Regions from separate parts of the Homo sapiens genome. Here all the other regions are linked to region 3. Evidence: chromatin contacts called from ENCODE Hi-C or POLR2A ChIA-PET data. All regions are on one chromosome and are shown on one strand. The core of a region is the stretch at or near the end of the contact, and the rest is flanking DNA. Distances in the headings are between cores, read along the strand shown. Region 1 overlaps KDM3A (lysine demethylase 3A). Region 2 holds the start of RNF103 (ring finger protein 103). Region 3 overlaps REEP1 (receptor accessory protein 1). Region 4 overlaps RNF103-CHMP3 (RNF103-CHMP3 readthrough).

What was found. Hi-C counts contacts between places; a loop is a spot of excess contacts on that map. ChIA-PET counts read pairs that join two places held with the same protein, here RNA polymerase II (POLR2A). Pooled maps may share reads with other maps.
Region 1: a map of IMR-90 shows a loop between it and region 3 (5-fold over the local background). The contact joins two enhancer-like sites. A Hi-C loop is called at or near these places in 1 of 168 maps with a recorded cell type or tissue (IMR-90) and 4 of 50 pooled maps. POLR2A ChIA-PET finds 5 or more read pairs at or near these places in 1 of 52 experiments (WTC11).
Region 2: a loop to region 3 is called in a map of ascending aorta, with 6 times the contacts of the local background. The contact joins the promoter of RNF103 here to the enhancer-like site in region 3. A Hi-C loop is called at or near these places in 5 of 168 maps with a recorded cell type or tissue (MCF 10A, ascending aorta, chondrocyte and 2 more), 8 of 37 single-sample maps with no recorded cell type and 19 of 50 pooled maps. POLR2A ChIA-PET finds 5 or more read pairs at or near these places in 3 of 52 experiments (activated CD4-positive, alpha-beta T cell, activated CD4-positive, alpha-beta memory T cell and activated naive CD4-positive, alpha-beta T cell).
Region 4: a loop to region 3 is called in a map of naive thymus-derived CD4-positive, alpha-beta T cell, with 19 times the contacts of the local background. The contact joins two enhancer-like sites. A Hi-C loop is called at or near these places in 1 of 168 maps with a recorded cell type or tissue (naive thymus-derived CD4-positive, alpha-beta T cell) and 8 of 50 pooled maps. POLR2A ChIA-PET finds 5 or more read pairs at or near these places in 5 of 52 experiments (OCI-LY7, T-cell, activated CD4-positive, alpha-beta T cell and 2 more).

What each region holds. Positions count from the first base shown.
Region 1 is chr2:86,480,786-86,485,069 of GRCh38, reverse strand. It overlaps KDM3A (lysine demethylase 3A), which reads right to left. Exons shown (of 26, transcript NM_018433.6): 17 at 2,968-3,140; 18 at 2,376-2,612; 19 at 912-1,083; 20 at 41-128. Among named protein-coding and RNA genes, the nearest start is that of KDM3A, 42 kb to the right of the region's middle. RefSeq lists an enhancer at 2,065-3,264. Within about 2 kb of position 2,854, at least 3 of the 41 ENCODE cell types and tissues checked have a DNase peak (open chromatin) inside an H3K27ac peak, as active enhancers do.
Region 2 is chr2:86,622,378-86,626,841 of GRCh38, reverse strand. RNF103 (ring finger protein 103) reads left to right here and starts at 2,977. Exons shown (of 4, transcript NM_005667.4): 1 at 2,977-4,181. The coding sequence starts at 3,956. The region is part of intron 2 of RNF103-CHMP3 (RNF103-CHMP3 readthrough); the gene reads left to right. RefSeq lists silencers at 2,787-2,956, 3,037-3,576, 3,847-3,926, 4,107-4,156 and an enhancer at 2,782-3,076.
Region 3 is chr2:86,217,917-86,222,689 of GRCh38, reverse strand. It overlaps REEP1 (receptor accessory protein 1), which reads left to right. Exons shown (of 9, transcript NM_001371279.1): 8 at 2,569-2,720. Among named protein-coding and RNA genes, the nearest start is that of MRPL35, 21 kb to the right of the region's middle. RefSeq lists an enhancer at 4,230-4,524. Within about 2 kb of position 1,414, at least 3 of the 41 ENCODE cell types and tissues checked have a DNase peak (open chromatin) inside an H3K27ac peak, as active enhancers do; they include ascending aorta, where a contact is called at or near this core.
Region 4 is chr2:86,672,926-86,677,795 of GRCh38, reverse strand. The region is part of intron 2 of RNF103-CHMP3 (RNF103-CHMP3 readthrough); the gene reads left to right. Among named protein-coding and RNA genes, the nearest start is that of RMND5A, 45 kb to the left of the region's middle. Within about 2 kb of position 2,000, at least 4 of the 41 ENCODE cell types and tissues checked have a DNase peak (open chromatin) inside an H3K27ac peak, as active enhancers do.

The DNA of each region.
Region 1 (4,284 bases), core at 1,605-4,104, 260 kb before region 3:
TGAAGGACAGAATCATCTCTCCCCACCTTCATAATCATACCTGGAAGGCATCATATCTCTAAAATCTTCTCCTGGTGGCCAGTCCTTAAGTTTCAACACCATTGGTTCTTTTTCATTTTTCAAACGATCTGAAAGGTAAACAGAATGAACTATTACTATTTATAATTCAGAAACAGACCAAAATAAATGACAAATTAGCATTTTATGCCTCAACAATACAAATAAAATATGTCTCTGCAAAATTTTCATAACCTGATAAATTTAGTATACAAATATTACTTTTCCTTAATTTTCCCCTCCTACCAACTATCCACCATTTTATTTCTGCAGTGTAAAAAAATCCATTTGTACCCAGGAGGCAGCAAGGTGCAGCAAAATAAAGATCACCAACTAATGGATCTGTGTCAGGGCCTTGTCTTTCCTAGAAGCTTATTAAGCTGCTACTCATTCTTGGGAGATTCAGCCGCTCCCTTTTGCCCACTGCATGTAGGTGGTATTTCAACAGCTGTCATCGATCCAATCTGCTCCTCCTCTACAGTGTTCCAGAAGAAGTGAGCAGCATCCCAACTAACCAACAGCAATGCACGTCAACCATCAAGGGTCACAGGTGTTTAGTAAACCCATTTTTCTGAGGCCAGCATGCAACAGAAATTACTTATTCTGCTCAGAGAGAGAGACTGACCCTATCTGATGTTCTGTCCAGGGACAACAAAGACCAACAGAACAGGTAATAATGCCTCAGTGTTTAAAAGCATAAACATTGTAACAAGGAAGGGGAGGAGAGACGTTAATTTTAAACTCCAAAATCCTGGAAAATGCTGCGGCTGCCACTGATGGGTCTCAGACTCCTGCCATTCCTGTGTCCCCTCCTTTCACATCCCCAACCCCCTTAAAAGATCTTTCATACATACTTGGAACATCTTCAAATCCATCCCAGAAGTCTCCTACTGTGGCTCCTGTGATGATTTCATTGGTCCTACAATTAACTAGGTCTACTTCCTGCTCACCAAACTCTTTCCTGAAGGATTCAGGTTTCCAAAGTTCAGAGTTCAATTTATGATGCACTCCAGACACCATCACTGGCTAAATGAAGAGAAGGAAAACTTTAGTCTGAACTCTGCCAGCTCTGTCCCCACTCCCGAAGGCAGTCCCTCTTCACACTGCTATTGGTATATTTCCATGGAGCTGGTGCTCCGTCTCAGATGGTGATGTGACAGTTTCGGCTTAGTTCTCTGAGCTCCCAAAGCACCTCCAACCTTCACCATTCATCTGCTACACACCCTTGCTCTCAAACTACATGGGTAAGCATCTAGGAGAAAGGATCACCTCTCCTAGTAAGATCTCATTACTTACAGCAAGACGGACTGTGAAGAAGACAAGCGCTGGAAGGAGTGTCCAGTGACACCAGTCACCAGTGAAACAGGGTGACTGACCCCACCGTACTTGAGCCTGTTATTGCCAAGCAGGAATATGGCCTGTGACACCCCTCACTACTACTGGCTGTGTGAGGGTGCCAAATCTTTTGGCCGTCTAAGACAACCCAGAAGCTCTAACCTTTATGTGAAATAGTCTAACATTAAAATATTGACAAGCAAGAAAGAAAGCCTGCCGATAAACTGTATTCAGCCCATCATTTTGTTTCTTGTCTATATATGATTAAATGAGCAAATCCTATTAGTACACTGGATGGAGAAAAACATTTTGGAAATTTATTTTTGGTTAAACACTCACATCTTTCTGTTTGGCAATTCTCCCAAATTCTTGTCCAAGAGCAGAGTGTTCCTTTAGCAAAGACCCTATCTGGCCAAACAGAGAAGCCAGAGATCCAGAAAACAGAACCAAAACAAGAAAGCACAGAAGCAGGCCTAGAAATTCTCCTAAAGATATTAACCGGCACTTAAGATCCAACAACACTGCCCTTTGAAGCAGGCACCTGGGGACTATGTGACACCACGCGGCCCTAGCCCACCTAGAACTGCCTTCAGCACAGGCTTTTCATTCAGGTAAGAGGGGTGCATGATTTTGTAGCACATTTTGTCTGATCTCCCAAATCCCATCAGCCTGTAGTCACACCCTCACTTCCTCTGCTGAAGTTTACCATAGGAATCACCAAGCCTGGATGCCCTCGTCAAAAACCCAACAGGGACTGGTAGGAAGCAACAAAAACCTGACTGGAAAAGTCCAGCTTAGGACCATCTGCTTTAAAAAGTAAGACCCATGGCCACATCCTGACCTGATTATATTCACCTGAAACAATAAAGAATAAAACAGGAGGTGAAGGAGGGGGAAAGCCTGGGGTGGGGTTGTCAGAAGTCTGCTAAAGGAACTGAGAAGGGGGTTCTGAATAGGGCAGGAGGATGGGAGGCCTACATTACCTGCCCTTGTTTCCAGCACTCCCTAAACACATTCCAGTTGCTCTTATTGTTGGGGTCTTGCAAGCACAGCAAGCGATTATCACAAAGCCAATAGTGAGGAGTGTCAAAGCCCAGAATGCTGGGCTTGATGGTTAGTCCTTGAGGCCTCTTAGATAAATCAGAAGTCGTCTTATTTTGCACCAAAGAGGCAAAGATGTCATCAAGGATTTTTGGTGTATTCTTGAGTCCATTTTCTGTCTGAATTGGAGAAAGAACAAAAGTCTCAAATATGTCATTCCCTTACCATCAAGAAACTCCATTCCCATAATGAGTATAGATTACATATCCAGAAGATTCCAAGCCAGGACCCCCAGGCAAAAAGGTACGTCCCCTGTCCCCACTTGACAACTCATAGAAGTGAGGTAACAGGAGAAAGTGGCCCAGCTCAGAACTATAGTCCCATAAAACCCATCCTCCAGTGACTCAGCCTTCTGAACCCACAAAGGTAAGTATGTGATTCAGTCTCCTTTCTACTTTCAGTTCCAACTTCTCTACTCTCTTCCTGTTCTGTCTTCAACTTTAAAACATGGAATACCAACAAACAAACACATACCTTTCCTGTAGAAGAATTCAAGAGATTCCGGAGGAAACCAGAATTGTTGTTGCTTACGGGTGTCAAAATTGTGCTGTTAAACGTATGGAGGACTGTGCTGGATTTGCTTAAAGGTGGGAGGGGTGGAAGGCATTTGATTTCATTCTTTAAAATTGGCATTGTTGGTTGTTTTTCTAAAATAAAACCAAAACATCCAGATGAAAAAACATTCTGAAAGGCAAATCCCTTATTAGTATTCTACTAGCAGAATTACTTTAGAACTTGCTTTCTATTTACTGAAACAAAAAAAATACTTTAGGGAGTAAGTATGAATGATATGATTTACTTAGACGATTCCTCACTGATGTTAAAAACAATAACTATCCAGTACAATGGAATTTTGTAAATTGACCTTTGTATCTAGCAACCCTGACAAATGTTTAGTAAATGTAGATTCTTTTGGATTTTTTGCATGTACTGTCTACAAATATTGGCAGCATTCTCTTTACACATTTTTTTTCCCTGAATGCACTGACCAGGACTTCCAGTACAATGCTTAATAAAGAGTGAAAACAGATATCCTTTGTCTTGTTCTTGAACACAGAAACTGTTTAAAAAAAAAAAAACAAAACCAAACAAACAAAAACCTCAAAGACCAGCTTGGCCAACATGGCAAAACCCCACTTCTACTAAAAATACAAATGTTAGCAGGGCGTGGTGGCAGGCGTCTATAATCCTAGCTATTTAGGAGGCTGAGGCAGGACAATGGCTTGAACCTGGGAGGCAGAGTGCAGTGTTGCAGTGAGCCAAGATCATGCCACTGCACTCCAGCCTGGCTGGACAGAGCAAGATTCCGTCTCAAAAAAACTCAAAACAAATTTTTAAAAAAATTCAACGACTATTTATGATGTCTCCAGTCTTGTTTTTTGGTTTAAACTCTTGATTAAGAATGTTCTTAATTTAAGAAGTTTTTTGTAAATCATTAACAGGTACTGAATTTTACTTAATGTTTTCCTGCATCTTGTCCCATGATTCTTCTACATTTTTGAATGTCAGACTGTATCTTCATTTCTGGAAAAACCTTGAAAAACTTGAATTCTTTTCCGGCCACTTGCTAATTGTCTTACTTCGGCTCAAATGAGCTGGTTTCTATATGCTTCAGCTTCCTCATCAGTAATACAGAAATAATGAGCAGTATTGATGATTGGGCATCACAGAATTACATCACATGTAAAGAGAGGGCCTGGACCACAACAGGAGTTTGAATATTCCTTTTCCTCTTTCTAAGGTATGTATAAACTCACCAGCTGTGCTCTTGCCAGCTTTTCAAATTATTTT
Region 2 (4,464 bases), core at 1,728-4,227, 400 kb before region 3:
GCGGAGGTTGCAGTGAACTGAGATCGTGCTACTGAACTCCAGCCTGACAACAGAGGAAAACTCCCAAAAAAAAAAAAAAAAAAAAAAAAAGAGGTTAGGGAGGTCTTCTGATTGTCTACCAAGGTGACACTAGTCCACTGGACCAGGCCCTTTAATTGCAGTTTGCACACTCTTGCCACAATATCAAATGATAAAGCATTTAAGCCATCCTACATATGAACAGAATCTGAGATATAAAACCAATAACCCAGATTAATAGCCTATTAGAAAAACAGATTATGAAAATGAATAATTCATACATTCTTCTGTTTTTGAAAATAAATTCTAATTAGTCTGCCCAGCTAGGCTTAGTGGAAACTGAAATCAATCTCATGGGAAGACAGCCCACACCTCCAACCCCTGTCATCTTTGGAGTCCCAGAGGATGAACCGCTGCCGCTAAACCTCCGGACCAGGAAAACAGTCCTAGTGGGTTTTTTTGTTTTGTTTTGTTGTTGTTGTTTTTTTTTTAGATTACAAAGTAATACATGATTATTTCAGAAAATATAATAAAACAGAGATATAGCATAAAAGAAAAAATATTCTAAATCCCATCACTTAGAGGTGAATACACCTAACAATTTAGTGGATACATCTCTGTCTTTTTGTAATACAGATACAAAAATAGGATCATATGACGCAAACTTCTCAGTCACCTGGTTTTTTTCACCAAACACTATATTTTGGACATGGTTCCATGTCCATAACCGTGTGTCTACATTTTTCTTTTTAGTGGCTGCCTCATGGTTCATCATTTGAATTACTGTATTTGATCAATCCTCTGTCACTAGATATTTGGGTTCTTCCTTTTTTCTTTCCAGCATTAACTCTGCAACAACGACGAAATTCTATACACACATCTTTGTGCCCATGTCCAATTATTCCTCAAGATAAATTTCCTGAAGAGAGATTACTGTGCCAAAGAGCTTGTATTTTATGGGGGGCTTCTAACCCACATTGTATACCCCACCAACATAGAATGTGCTTGTCCATACTCTCTTATTCAGATGACCCAATGTGTTCTCTTATCAATGCTTTTATCCCTCCTGTGGGTTAACCATGAATGAAACAAAGCAAGGGGGTTGGGATGGGAGGCAGTTGAAACAAACAAGAAATTTAAAAAGAGTTCTTTAATTCCTTCTTTCTAGTCCCTCCCACACTCTAATGTTTTTTTCCAATTTGGAACTCTGGCCTGACTGGTTCCACCCTCAGCTCACACACCAACTTTCCCTGCCCATGCCTATTCTGTATTTTTGAGATTGGGTCAGTCTCTCCTCACTAGCGAGTACATACATTCCTTTGAGGTGAGGGACATCACCTTCAGTGTCAAGGTTTGGACAATATCATCAAAGGGTCACCAAGACATGCCCAAGAATTCTGAAATTTCAGAACCAGGCTTGTTAGAATCAGTTGTTTAACACAGTCTCCCACACTGATCTGCCAGCCACGAGAACAAAGCCACATGGAAGCTAAAGACACAGGGGCAGTGTCCAGTTGCTGGCTGGACATTCCTACACCTCCTCCTCTGATTCTCAATGCTCCCTGGGCCCATCCCCTTCCAACTCCTCCCCCACTAGCCCGGCACTGAAATGCCCTTGTTCACTTTATTTTAAATGGGCACCATTCGGAGGCTACATTCTCACAGTCCATTCTTTGCTTCCCGTTCCTCCCTTGCTCCATGACCTGGGATCATGATCCCTTTCTTCCTAAAACTTTCACCCCTAGTTTCAGATAGTTGACAGTTTTGCACAAATAGTAACATTTCCCCGTAATTACTGTTTTTTTTTTCCTTCCTTATCAAAAGGGGCTGGTCAAAGCCAACCTTGTTCAGTTTATGAACCCAACTCCTTCCTCCCTCAAGACTGACACAGAGATTGACGTAAAGAGTACGCTCGGCCCGGTTAAATTTATAAGCACAGAACCAGGTATCGCATGCTTGTCCATGTGACTCTTTTTTTTCTTTTCTTTCTTTCTTTTTTTTTTTTTTTTTTTTTTTTTTTTTTTGAGACGGAGTCTTGCTATGTCACCCAGGCTGGATGGAGTGCAGTGGCGCGATCTCAGCTCCCTACAAGCTCCGCCTCCCGGGTTCACGCCATTCTCCTGCCTTAGCCTCCCGAGTAGCTGGGACTACAGGGGCCCACCACCACGCCGGCCTAATTTTTTGTATTTTTAATAGAGGCAGGGTTTCACCGTGTTAACCAGGATGGTCTCGAACTCCTGACCTCGTGATCTGCCCGCCTCGGCCTCCCAAAGTGCTGGGATTACAGGCGTGAGCCACTGTGCCAGGCCCATGTACAAAATAAAGCACCCGGAACTTTGCACCTGGACTTATCTACACTCGACAATCTTTGTCCTAGGAACTCAGGGAGTCCACACCAGGCTTTTAACACCCTTGAGACTGAAGGAGGGAAAAGGCTGTAACTGGCAGCGACAACTGGGCCTAGTATAACGCGAACTCCAGTTTTGGCCAAACCTCCTCCAACACACATGTGCAAAGCCACATTCTCATGAAGAGGGGGCAAAACATTTGCTTTCTGGGTTTAACCTTCTACCATCTCAAACCAACTGTGCCAAAAATTTCCCTGTTCACCAGGATTCATCAAAAAACGTACATTTCTATTTTCACCGATTTTAAGAGAATAATTAACTGCTCTATTTTTACAAAAAATACACAAAGTGATACAATCTAAAGACTAATCCTCAGACAAAATCAATTGCTAAACATTGGAGGGGCAAAAGGGGAGACCACGCCGCAAAAGCACGGAGAGGCAACTTTCGGCACCGCGGGAAGGCCCCGACCACGCTGCGGCTCCGCCTCTCCTCCCGCCCCTCGTTCGGTAGTCCGGTAGCCCCGCGGCTCCCCGAATTCCCCGCCCTCGGCCCCTGCGGGCGCACCCTGCAGGCCCCGCCCCGGCCCCGCCTCATCGCGACGTCAGTTGTTATGTCTCGGCTCCGGCCGCGGCCGCCGCTGATACACGGTTGTGGAGGGTACGGCCGCGGTCTCCGGAGGTGGCGGGGGTGTTGGGGACGGGTGCTGCGACCGGCACTGCCCATCCGAGCGGGACGGGCGCTGAGTGGCCGGGAGGCAGCCGGGTAGCCGCCTGGAGGAGCAGTCTCGGGGCCTATTATTGGTTTTTTCCCTCCGAGACCGATTCCATCTGCAGAGACCGCGACGCCCCATCCTGGGCCGGGCCGCAGTGCCCGCCCGCCTGAGAGGCGCCGCCCGCCAGCCGGCCCGAGCGAACCTGGAGCCGCCGCCGTGCCCGCCGCTCTTCTCGCGGAGCCTGGGCGGTCGGCGGGGCCTGGGGCCTGGGCTTCGGGCGCGGCGTTGCGGCGGCCGCTCCTCCCCGCGCAGAACACGCTGGGCCCCGGGCCTGGCCCGGCCGAGCGCCGCGCCCTCCTGACCCGCGGCCGCGGGAGTCCGGCCCCCACGGCCCCTCGGGCCCCGGCCTGCCGCCCGGATCCCCGCCTCCTGGGCGGATCTGAGTTATTTTTTGGTCTCCCCCTCCCCCTTGAGATCGCGGCACCGGAGGGCCGACCCCGCCACCTGGGTCAGTGCCCGCCCCGGGGGAAGCGTCCCTCGTTTTGTTCTTCCCCGCGAGCTCTCCCCGCGCCCCTCTCCTTTCTGTGCTTAATGGATGGGGGTTTTGAGTTTTTCCCCTTTATTTTTGTCGGCTCTTGACTGGGAGGCCCGGCGCGAGGCTCTGCGTCTCTGCGTCCCTCGTCGCCGCCTCGCGCCCGCGCGGATCCCGTCACCTGCTTCCCCGCCGGGGATGGCCGGCCAGTGACGGCGCCGGGTGGCCCGCGCGTGGACACGGGGCCCTCGCCCAAGCTGCCACCGAGCCGCGGCCCCCGCCCTCGACCCTTCTCTCTCCCGTATTCCGAGCTCTCTGGAAAGAGAGGAAACTCCAGGGAAGATGTGGCTGAAGCTTTTTTTCTTGCTCCTCTATTTCCTGGTCCTGTTCGTCCTGGCCAGGTTTTTTGAGGCCATTGTGTGGTATGAAACTGGCATCTTTGCCACCCAGCTGGTGGATCCGGTGGCGCTGAGCTTCAAGAAGCTGAAGACCATTTTGGAGTGCCGGGGGTTGGGCTACTCAGGGTTGCCCGAGAAGAAGGATGTCCGGGAGCTGGTGGAAAAGTCAGGCGAGTATCGGGCTTCCCCTAGGGTCCCCTCCACCTGGGAGAGGGGACGACCTGTACCTCCTGGTACCTGGCTGTTCCCCCAGAGTGAGGCCTTTCCTGGAAGCGTTAAAGCTGCCCAGGTTTCTTCGTCCAAGCTTCCTACAATCAAGTATGCGGATCCCAGCTTTGAGGAGGAGTCTGAAATTATTTGGAGGAGTGTTGGTGTATCCTTTTAAGGTTATCGTAAAATGACAGTTTAAAGTGTGGCTTCTTAGCGTTGTTTACTAAGTTGAGTGATTTTCTC
Region 3 (4,773 bases), core at 165-2,664:
AGATGGAATCAGTGGGGAGAAGGACATTTTAAATGCATACCATCAAGGTGTAGACTGTTGAGACACCTGGCTTCCTTGAAACCACTGCAAAGAGGGAAATACAATTATTAAGAGATTCAGTCCACTGTGCAACAGCCAGCTAGAGGCGTGGAAGCTTGTCTTATTTAGAATGTTTATTCTCACTGGTTCTGAGAGTAAGGCAAATATTATAGACAACACTCTTGGCAGAAATGCTCAGCGGACACAGTGACTAGGAGATGTCTTATCTTCTTAGGAGGTTCTCTCTGTAGCTTCTTCCTGAGGCTATTCTGGCTCCCTCACTGCCCACACTGGCCTCTTTTGCTCCCAGCCTCTGCTGAGCTGAGCACTTGTTTCTATTCCTGCTTGGATATCTGGGTTGTCCTTGAACCATCACTCCTACTGGGCTGGAGGGTCATTTCTTTTCTACCCTGCAATCCTTGCAGTGGAGAACATGCACAAAGCCATTTTGGTTTCAGTCCTGAGATTATAGTGATGATGGTGATTTTGGTAAGTGTGAGTTCATTGCTCAGCCTCAGTGAATCCAGACTGGATAACTAGCCTGGGTTGTTAGATGCCTGAGGATCTCACGGTGACTTTGGGCCACCTTCTGACACCCACAACCATCAGTACAGGGAAAGCCCTGGACCTGGATGTGGAGGGTACAGCATATGCAGAGGCACAGTCTCGAACCGGTACCCACCCCACTTCCATGTCATGGAGTTGGCTGCTGGGGTGGAGCTGGCCAGGCTGCTTCTGCAGTTTTTGCCTTGGTCTGAGGGCTTTTGGTCTTTTTTCCCTCCTGCCAGGCAGGAGGTATCTGTGTCCAGAAGGAATTTCCTGGTTTGGTTAATGGGGGTGTCAAGCTCTGACTTGGGACTAGAGCTGAGCTCTCTGAGATGACTTCAGGATTCTATTTAGTTTAGTTGATGAGTGGCCACTGTGTGCCCAGCCCTGGGTCAGGTGCTCAGAGAGACTGAGGGAGGATCAGCCATGGCCCCCCAGTCTCAGGATGCCTTCTGTTGGCTGAGGCAATGAGACTGACATGAGGACCAGGGCACCCAACACAAGCTGTGTGGCACAGCCTCCAAGCACTGTCGGGTCTCAGAGTGGGGAGGCCAGGGAGGGTCAGAGTATTCAGCGAGGGCTCCCTGGAGTCACTGGTCTTTGTGCTCAACAGGATGCAGCTGATTAGGACAGAGGAAGGGAGCAGAGGACAAACTAAGCCCAGAGTAAATAAGCTGAGGGAAGTGCAGAGTAGAAATAAAATAATAATAGTAATTTAAAAATCAAAGGAACATCAGTGATCTCAGGACTTTACTTACTAAGGCCCAGTCTGAACCAATCACACCCCAGCCTAAAATTCAGCTTTGCATGTTGTGCTGCTTCCTGCTGGCTGTTGGGGAGCACAGCAGTGGTAACTGGTAAAGCTGCCCAAGATTAGGGTTCAGTTGTCTGTTTTTTTACTCCACGCCTGGTGGTGGTATAGTCTAGCAAGTCCACTGTTGATGGAGAGAGAGCACATTCGGTGGCTGAATATGTTCTTAGGAGCAGGGTGTCTCAAGAAGAGCTGTGGTTTCTATCTGGAGGCCTCACGGTGATTGGACCAGATGACTTGAGAACCCCTTAGTCTTGCATTCTGTGATTCTAGGTAAAAACAATAGATGCAGCATAGAAAAATGTGTGTGTGTGATACCAGATAAGCTGGGTAGGGGCAGAAGATATTTTACATCTCAACTAAGAACCGCCTAGCAGATGACATGGAATATGTATTAGCATTTAACATTTAAAAAATACTGTGCGTTCAATGAGATGAATTAATTCTGAAGCTTTTCCCGCAGATGTATTCAAGGCAGACTGAAACAGGAATCTTGCTATCATTTTTTTTGGCAGAGGCATCTGTCAGATTCTCCTTCCTTAGGTTTCTCTGCTTCTCTAGGACTGGGCCTTCGCAAAAAAAAAAACAAACAAAAAAACTATATAGCTTTGTTTAAGGTTATCACTTAAGGCCTCCTGGCATTTTATATCCTGTCTCTTACAGGATGCTTGGAATTGAATATGCAAGTATAATATACAATGTCAACATGGCTTGTATGTACAACATAGAAACTGCTCTCCCACCCCACCCCACATCACTGCTGCCATCCTCTCTAGAGGAGATTCTTTCCCTGAGCATTCACCTGGTGTGGGATCACAGGACTGAGCTGCAGGGATTGATGTGTCTCAGTTAAAGCCGCTTCTTTCTTCACCCAGGGAAGTGATGCCCCCTTAGTAAATCTACTGAATTACTCAGAATTCAGTAGATTCTGAGTCTGTGGTTGTTTCTGTGCACAGTGCCTGGAGATTCACACAACTGCACTTTCACAATCCCAGATCCCCTGTAAGGAGGCCCCCAAAACATCAGTGCTTCCTCAGACCGAGGGGCCTCAGCTGTCCTCACAGGCCTGGTTTGCTGTGCTGTGTGCCTAACCTTGCCCTTCCCTGCTCCCTGCACTGATGCTTCCTTGCTATACCTTGTCTCATCTGTGTAGATTGTAAATGGACATTAAGTGGTTGAGGGAGATGTGAATGAGGGTGGTATGAAGGCATGGGAGCCCCACCAGGTCCAAAACCCATTGGCGTTTTCTGACGACGAGGAGGAAGACCTGCTGGATTTCATGTACAAGTATAAAGCACCTCGAAGGATGGAATTGCCCCTGGAGGTACACAGTGTCTGGGGCTGTGGGTTGGAGTGTGTTTGTCCAAAGGCTATGCCCTGGAGATTGGGGGTCCTGGGAGCAGCATCTCTTGGGGCACCAACATCTCCTCAATACCTGGGGTGGAAAGATCTCCTTCCATCAAACAAGCAGAACCAGTCACTGGATAGCATCCAGCTACTTGCCAAGGAGAGGAAATCCTATTAATTTCATTTAGAAATAGGAGCGTGAGCCGGGTGCAGTGGCTTATGCCTGTAATCCCAGCACTTTGGGAGGCCGAGGCAGGTGGATCACCTGAGGTCAGGAGTTCGAGACCAGCCTGGCCAACATGGCAAAACCCCTTATCTACTGAAAATACAAAAATTAGCCGGGTGTAGTGGCGCGCACCTGTAGTCCCAGCTGCTTGGGAAACTGAGGCAGGAGACTCGCTTGAACCCAGGAGGAGGAGGTTGCAGTGAGACTGCACTGCTGCACTCCAGCCGGGATGACACAGCGAGACTCCTTCTCAAAAAAAAAAAAAAAAAGAAAAGAAAAACAAATAGGAGAGTGGTAAAGTATCTAGGTCTTTATTGTTTTGTTTTGGTTTTTCCAGGTATTAACAACTACCACTCTAAGTTGACGTACAAGTGAAAAACAACCCAAATTGACTGTTTTGGGGGAAGAAAACTCAGAATGTGTTATTTGAAAAGTTTTTATAAATAAGAACAAGGCTTGTTCATCGCTGTATCTCCAAGACACAGCATATAGTGCCTGGTATAAAGTAGCTATTCATGAAATGTTAGTGAAGGGGTATAGCCCTTTAGGGTTACCAAAACCAATACCCTTGACATATATGCTATTTTCAGTTGTAGGATGTGGATGGAGTTCTGGCAGCAGGAGGGCTGAGCCTGGAGCCTCCTGGGCCTTGCTCTGTGATGTGGGTAGGGAGTCACCAGTCATGAGCACAGGTGCAGGGACCCCAGTCTTTCTCTCTGCTTCCTAAGGTCTCCTCTCCTATTCCCCATCTGCTGAGTATCACGGCCTGAGAGGCCATCTGAAGCAAATAGGAAGTCTCCGTACAGACCCTTGTGAGACTTATATGGGGAGATGCCTTGAAATGTTCCCTTCTGCAGACACTGAGCAGCCTAGCATTCTTATTTGTTAGGACTGTAATTATGACCACCTCCATGTGCAGTTCATCAGGTTCCTTTGCAAGGTGAGGCACACATGCATCCCTTTTAAAGTTAGAGGGTTTGGGAAAGGATGTTCTGGGCTTGGACACTGCTGGAGGAGTCTGGCCTGGGCAATCTGGCCTGGGCAGCCTCCTGATGGGGAGAGGAGCCCAGCCTAAAGAATTCTAAGGCCCAAGGGTTTGTGCTGTTTTGCTTTTGTTTATTAAAGCTGCACAAACTGCTTTACTGTTTACAGTTCACCAGCCTGCCAAGAGGCAGATTACTATAAAGGTGGGTTCCGTTGTTTCCGTTTTCAGTGTCTGTCCAGAGGTGGCTGGTAAGCATTTCCTAGTGGTAAGGCTGTAGCATGAGGACTCTATGAGAGGGCCTGAGTCTTGTTTTCTGGCTCATTCACTTCCTGCCTTGTATGTGCCTGCCCAGCACTGAGCCACTTACCAGGAAATGGTGGTGAATGCGACATGGGCCTGCCCTCAGGAAGTCCCCAGTCTGGTGGGGAGAGAGTGAGCAGGGCCCCCACACACTCCCTTCCCACTGGGTGCAAAGTCCTCTGCTGGGGGACATGTACAAAACATGAGAGAACAAAGGAGGTGACGATGCCTGGTTGTGCATGGCTGGGCAGTGGCAGGAGGGGCTCCGGGAAACCTTTGCAGAAGTGACTTTTGAGCTGGGTCCTCAAGAGGCCTAGAAATATGCAAGACAGAGGAGGGAGGGAAGGGCTTCCAGTCAGAAGGAATAGAGGCATGAATGGGCACAGTGTAGAGAAAGAAGTTCTCTGTGTATACAGAGAAGTGGACAGACACGGGGGCCAAGGGTAGGTTGGGGCCAGTTGTGTGAACCCCCTCAAGTGCTGTGCCAGAAAATGTTCCCTTCACTTTCATTGAAATAGG
Region 4 (4,870 bases), core at 751-3,250, 450 kb before region 3:
AAAAACTACACATATGCCCGTCAAATGAAGAATGGGTAAAGAAAAGGTGGCATCCTCACTTAGTGGAGTAACACTTAGTAATGAAAAGAATGACCCACTGCCATATGCAACAACCAGATGGATGGATTTCACAGATATAGTGATGAGCAAAAGAAGGCAGGCATGCAAGAGTACACAAGAGTATGGTTCCATTTATGTGAAGTTCAAGATTAGGCAAAATTAATCTATGGTTGTGGAAGTCAGAATGTGGTTACTTCTGCAGCTGGTATTGACTAGGAAGGGGCACAAGAGAAACTTCTGGAGAGCTGGAAATGTTTTGAATCTTCATATGGGTGGTGATTACACAGAGCCTGTATATTTATCTATCTATCCATCTCTATCTGTAGATATTAATCAAGCCATATAATTAAGATTTGTATGCTTTGCCACATATATGTTACACCCTGTTTTAGTCCGTTTGAGTTGCTATAACAAAATGCCATAAACTAGGTGGATTATAAACAATAGGAATTTATTTCTCATAATTCTGGAGGCTGGGAAGTCCAAGATCAAGGCACTGGCAGAGTCAGTGTCTGGTGGGGGCCTGCTTTCTCAGGGTTAACGATCTTCTGGCTGTAACCTCACATGGCAGAAATAGCAAGGGGTATCTCTCTGGCCACTTTCATCAGGACACTAATCCCATTCACAAGGCTCTAACCTCATGACCTAATCATCTCTCAAAGGCCCCCACCTCCTATACCATCATTTTGGGGATTACGATTTCAATATACAGATTTTGGGGGGACACAAACTTTCAGATCATAGCACATCTCAATTTAAAAATTGCTAAATTAGGCAGGGCGTGGTGGCTCACGCCTGTAATCCCAGAACTTTGGGAGGCTGAGGCAGGCAGATCATGAGGTCAGGAGATTGAGAACATCCTGGCTAGCATGGTGAAACCCTGTTTCTACTAACAATACAAAAAATTAGCCGAGCGTGGTGGCGCACGCCTGTAATCCCAGCTACTTGGGAGGCTGAGGCAGAAGAATTGCTTGAACCCGGGAGGCAGAGGTTGCAGTGAGCTGAGATCATGCCATTGCACTCCAGCTTGGGCAACAAGAGCAAAACTCCATCCCCCTCGGTAAAAAAATATTGCTAAATTAAAAAAAATTGCTGAGGGGGCACAGGGAGACAGGTACACAGCTGGCTGCCCTATAAATTGATAAAAATCTTTTGGAAAGCAGTCAAGTAATATGTAAAGAGAGTTAACACTTGGCATTCTTTCCTCTACTAATTCACTTTTGGTAAGAAATTTTTCTAAGAAATCAACAGGAAAGAATTTACAAACCATTTGTACAAATACGTTTAGAACAATATTATCCATAAAAATGAAAAACTCTATATAAACCAAAAGTCCAATTATTGCGAAAAGTTTAAGTAAAGTATGGTAAGATAATATAATAGAACTGTGTATGGTCTTTTTAAATTATCTTACAACTTATTCAATACATGAAAAATTATATAAAAATTAATGTTGATTCCAAAATCAGAATGCAAATATCAGATACCAAATTATATCAGTTATCTATTATTATGTACAAACTACCTAAAAGTTAATGACTTAAAACAAGAACCATTTTATTTACCCACAATTCTGTGGGTCAGCAATTTGGGCTGGGCTCAGCTAAATGGTCTCTTGGTTGGCCTGGTCTGGGTTTACTCTTGTGACTATAGTCATCTAGTAGCTCAACTCAAGTTGGATGGTATAAAAAGGCCTTGCTCACATGTCTGGTGTTTGAAAGTGGGCCTTTCTGTCTCCACATGGTCTGTCATAGCAAGGAGGCTATTCCAAGCTCCTTCACATGACGACAGCAGCATTGCAGGAGGGCAAGAGCAGAAACTACAATCTGTTGGGCAAAGCCGTTCATAAGACCAACAGAGATTCAAGAGGAGACGCAATCAACTTCACCTCTAGGTGGCATGCCTCATACTACCACCTGTATTATCTTTACAAAACAGACCTGTCCAGGTAACCTGATGAGGAAATTAAGTACCATGTGTCTTCTAGGTTGCAGACAGAAAGGAAACTCTGCCTCCTTTCCCATCCTTGGCAGCCAGGGCTCTGTGTGCTAATAGGTTGGGCACCAAGTCTGAGCCCTTGGAGAGACAGCAGGAGAGGCTGAGGGTTGAGGCTGAGGTGAAGCTAGGGTGAAGGGGGATAAGAAAAGGGATGGGAGGAATATGTGGTCATTAAACAGTCTACACACCAATGATTCACAGCCAATCTTAAAGTGAAGATGTACATCATATATGTTTACACTGATAAGGATTGGAGAAACATCCAAAAAAGCTGTAGCAGGTTGTTTTATAGGTATGAATTTTTTCCTCATAAAATTGTCAGTTTAAAAAAAGCCCTAAGGGAAAAAAACCTCGCATGCCTAAATATATTCATTTGACTACACTAAATGGGACACAGAAGAATATTTTATGTACAAGCAGTACTCATAAAAGATACCAGATGAGCAAGTCCAGAGCCTCAGATTCTATATTTAACAACAAAGCAGACAATGGCAAGGACCAGATCGGCTTTCTTGGAAGCTTTGCACAAAGATTTTCCAAAAGATTTTTCATGGGTTGTTATAGAAGAAAATGCTACATACCTGCTTATAAGCAAAGGTTTTTTTTTATTTCCCCTAGACTTCTGAGTAGCATTACCCTATGCCACCGAAACAGCTCTCTCCACACTACATTATTTTAGTTTTCTTCCACTCAGTGAACATTTGTCCTCACATTCTTATTTCTTTCTTTCTTTTCTTTTTTTTTTTTTTTTGAGACAAAGTCTCGCTGTAGTCCCCCAGGCTGGAGTGCAATGGCACGATCTCAGCTCACTGCATCCTCCGCCTCCTGGGTTCAAGCAATTCTCCTGCCTCAGCCTCCCAAGTAGCTGGGATTACAGGCACCTGCCACCACGCCCGGCTAATTTTTGTATTTGTAGTAGCGACAGGGTTTCACCATGTTGGTCAGGCTGGTCTCGAACTCCTGACATCAGGTGATCCACCTGCCTCGGCCTCCCAAAGTGTTGGGATTACAGGCGTGAGCCACTGTGCCTGGCCTCACATTCTTATTTCTAGAAAACCTTTGTACTTCATATCTGAACTCATTTGATGCCCATTATTGTATTTCTTTTACCATTTTGATTTGATTTCTTCTTGCCTAGATAGATGCCTAGGACTTGTCCTAGATATATGGATATACAGCTCCTAAAACCTAATGTGGCTAAAACTGAATTCCTTTCCTCCCACAAGCTGTTGCTGCTCTCCATCTGCTTCTGGTAATAGCACCCTCATCATTCCAACCACATCCCAGGGTCAAAACTCTGGAACTTTGTTCCTTCTCACTTTCCTGCTAACATCCAGTTGGCTTTCTCAGCCAACTGAATCAACTCCTGGAAAGTCTCTCTGGTTGCTTCCATTCTAATCCCCAAAGGGCCCCAATTCAGCCTTCATCAGCTTGTCTGATTATAACTGCCCTTCTCTCTCTCTCTGTGGTTCTTTTTCATGCCTCATAGTGCCACCTGTGTTATCTTTACAAAACAGACCTGTCCCGGTAACCTGATGAGGAAATTAAGTATCATGTGTCTTCTAGCTTGTAGACAGAAAGGGAACTCTGCCTCCTTCCCCATCCTTGGCAGCCAGGTCTCTGTGTGCTAATAGGTTGGATACCAAGTCTGAGCCCTTGGAAAGACAGGAGGAGAGGCTGAGGGCTGAGGCTGAGGTGCATCTAGGTAATGGTGTCATGCCCTGCTGCTCAAAATGTGGCCTACAGACCAGCAGCACCAGCAGCACCTGGGAGTTTGTAGAAATGCAGAATCTCAGGTGCCACCCAGACCTACTGAATCAGAATCTGCATTTTAACAAGATCCGTATGTGATTGGTGCACACTGAAGTCTGGGAAGCATTGTAAGGGATACCTTTTGTGCCTCACTTTCAACGCTTTAAATCCCCTTGGCCTCACCTCTGACTCCAGCAGTAATCGCTAGTAGCAGTGGTCAGCAGCGTCCAGCTCACTTATATATCTATACATTGCCTTGCACTCTTTCCCTCATCGGCTGCCCCTATCTCTCACTCTTTCTTCTGGGTCAACTTCCCAAATAAACTATTAAATCCAAATCCTTGTTTCAGGTTCTCCTTCCAGGGAACCCAGCCTTAGATGATTAAAAAAATTGAGGAGGGCCTGAAGAAGCAGGGCAGCAGTGCTCTGGAGGTGGCAGAATCACAGCTGGTGTTAACGAGGTAAGAGTTCAGGGCCTACACAATGAGCACCAGGTTTGGGGAAAACACAGCTGAGACTCCTAGACCTCAGTTTGGCAAAGAAGTGTGTCCCACCCTAGGTTACCTGCCTTCAAGGCAGGGCCAGCTTCATGGGCCTATGATCTGTGCTGTCACACAGGGCCCTGTACTCCAAAGGGCCCTGTGTTTGGTGTAATGCTCACTTGTTACCATTTTGAAATTCTTAGTAATTTTTGAACAAGGGGCTGTGTTTTCATTGCATACTGAGCCCTGCAAATTATGTAGCTGGTCCTGATCCTAGGGTGGGAAGAGAGAGCAAAGTTCAGACCACAGGCTGAAAGATTCCTCTTTAGGAAACCCGTAAGCTCTCAGAACTCATATGATTCTAACAGAGTTGAGGGGTTGGGAAGAATGCCTCCTCACCACTGCCATGTCCAATGAGACTGGGATTTTTTGCCAACTCTGGCAAATGGGGGCTGAAGCAAATTTGATTTGATTTTGGAACACAAAGGAATGTAACATTTCTTGCACTTTAGTGTTGCAGAACAAACTCTGAAGCCTTCCATGAAGATTTTATTATGTCCGTCTTGTGTTTAGAGTTC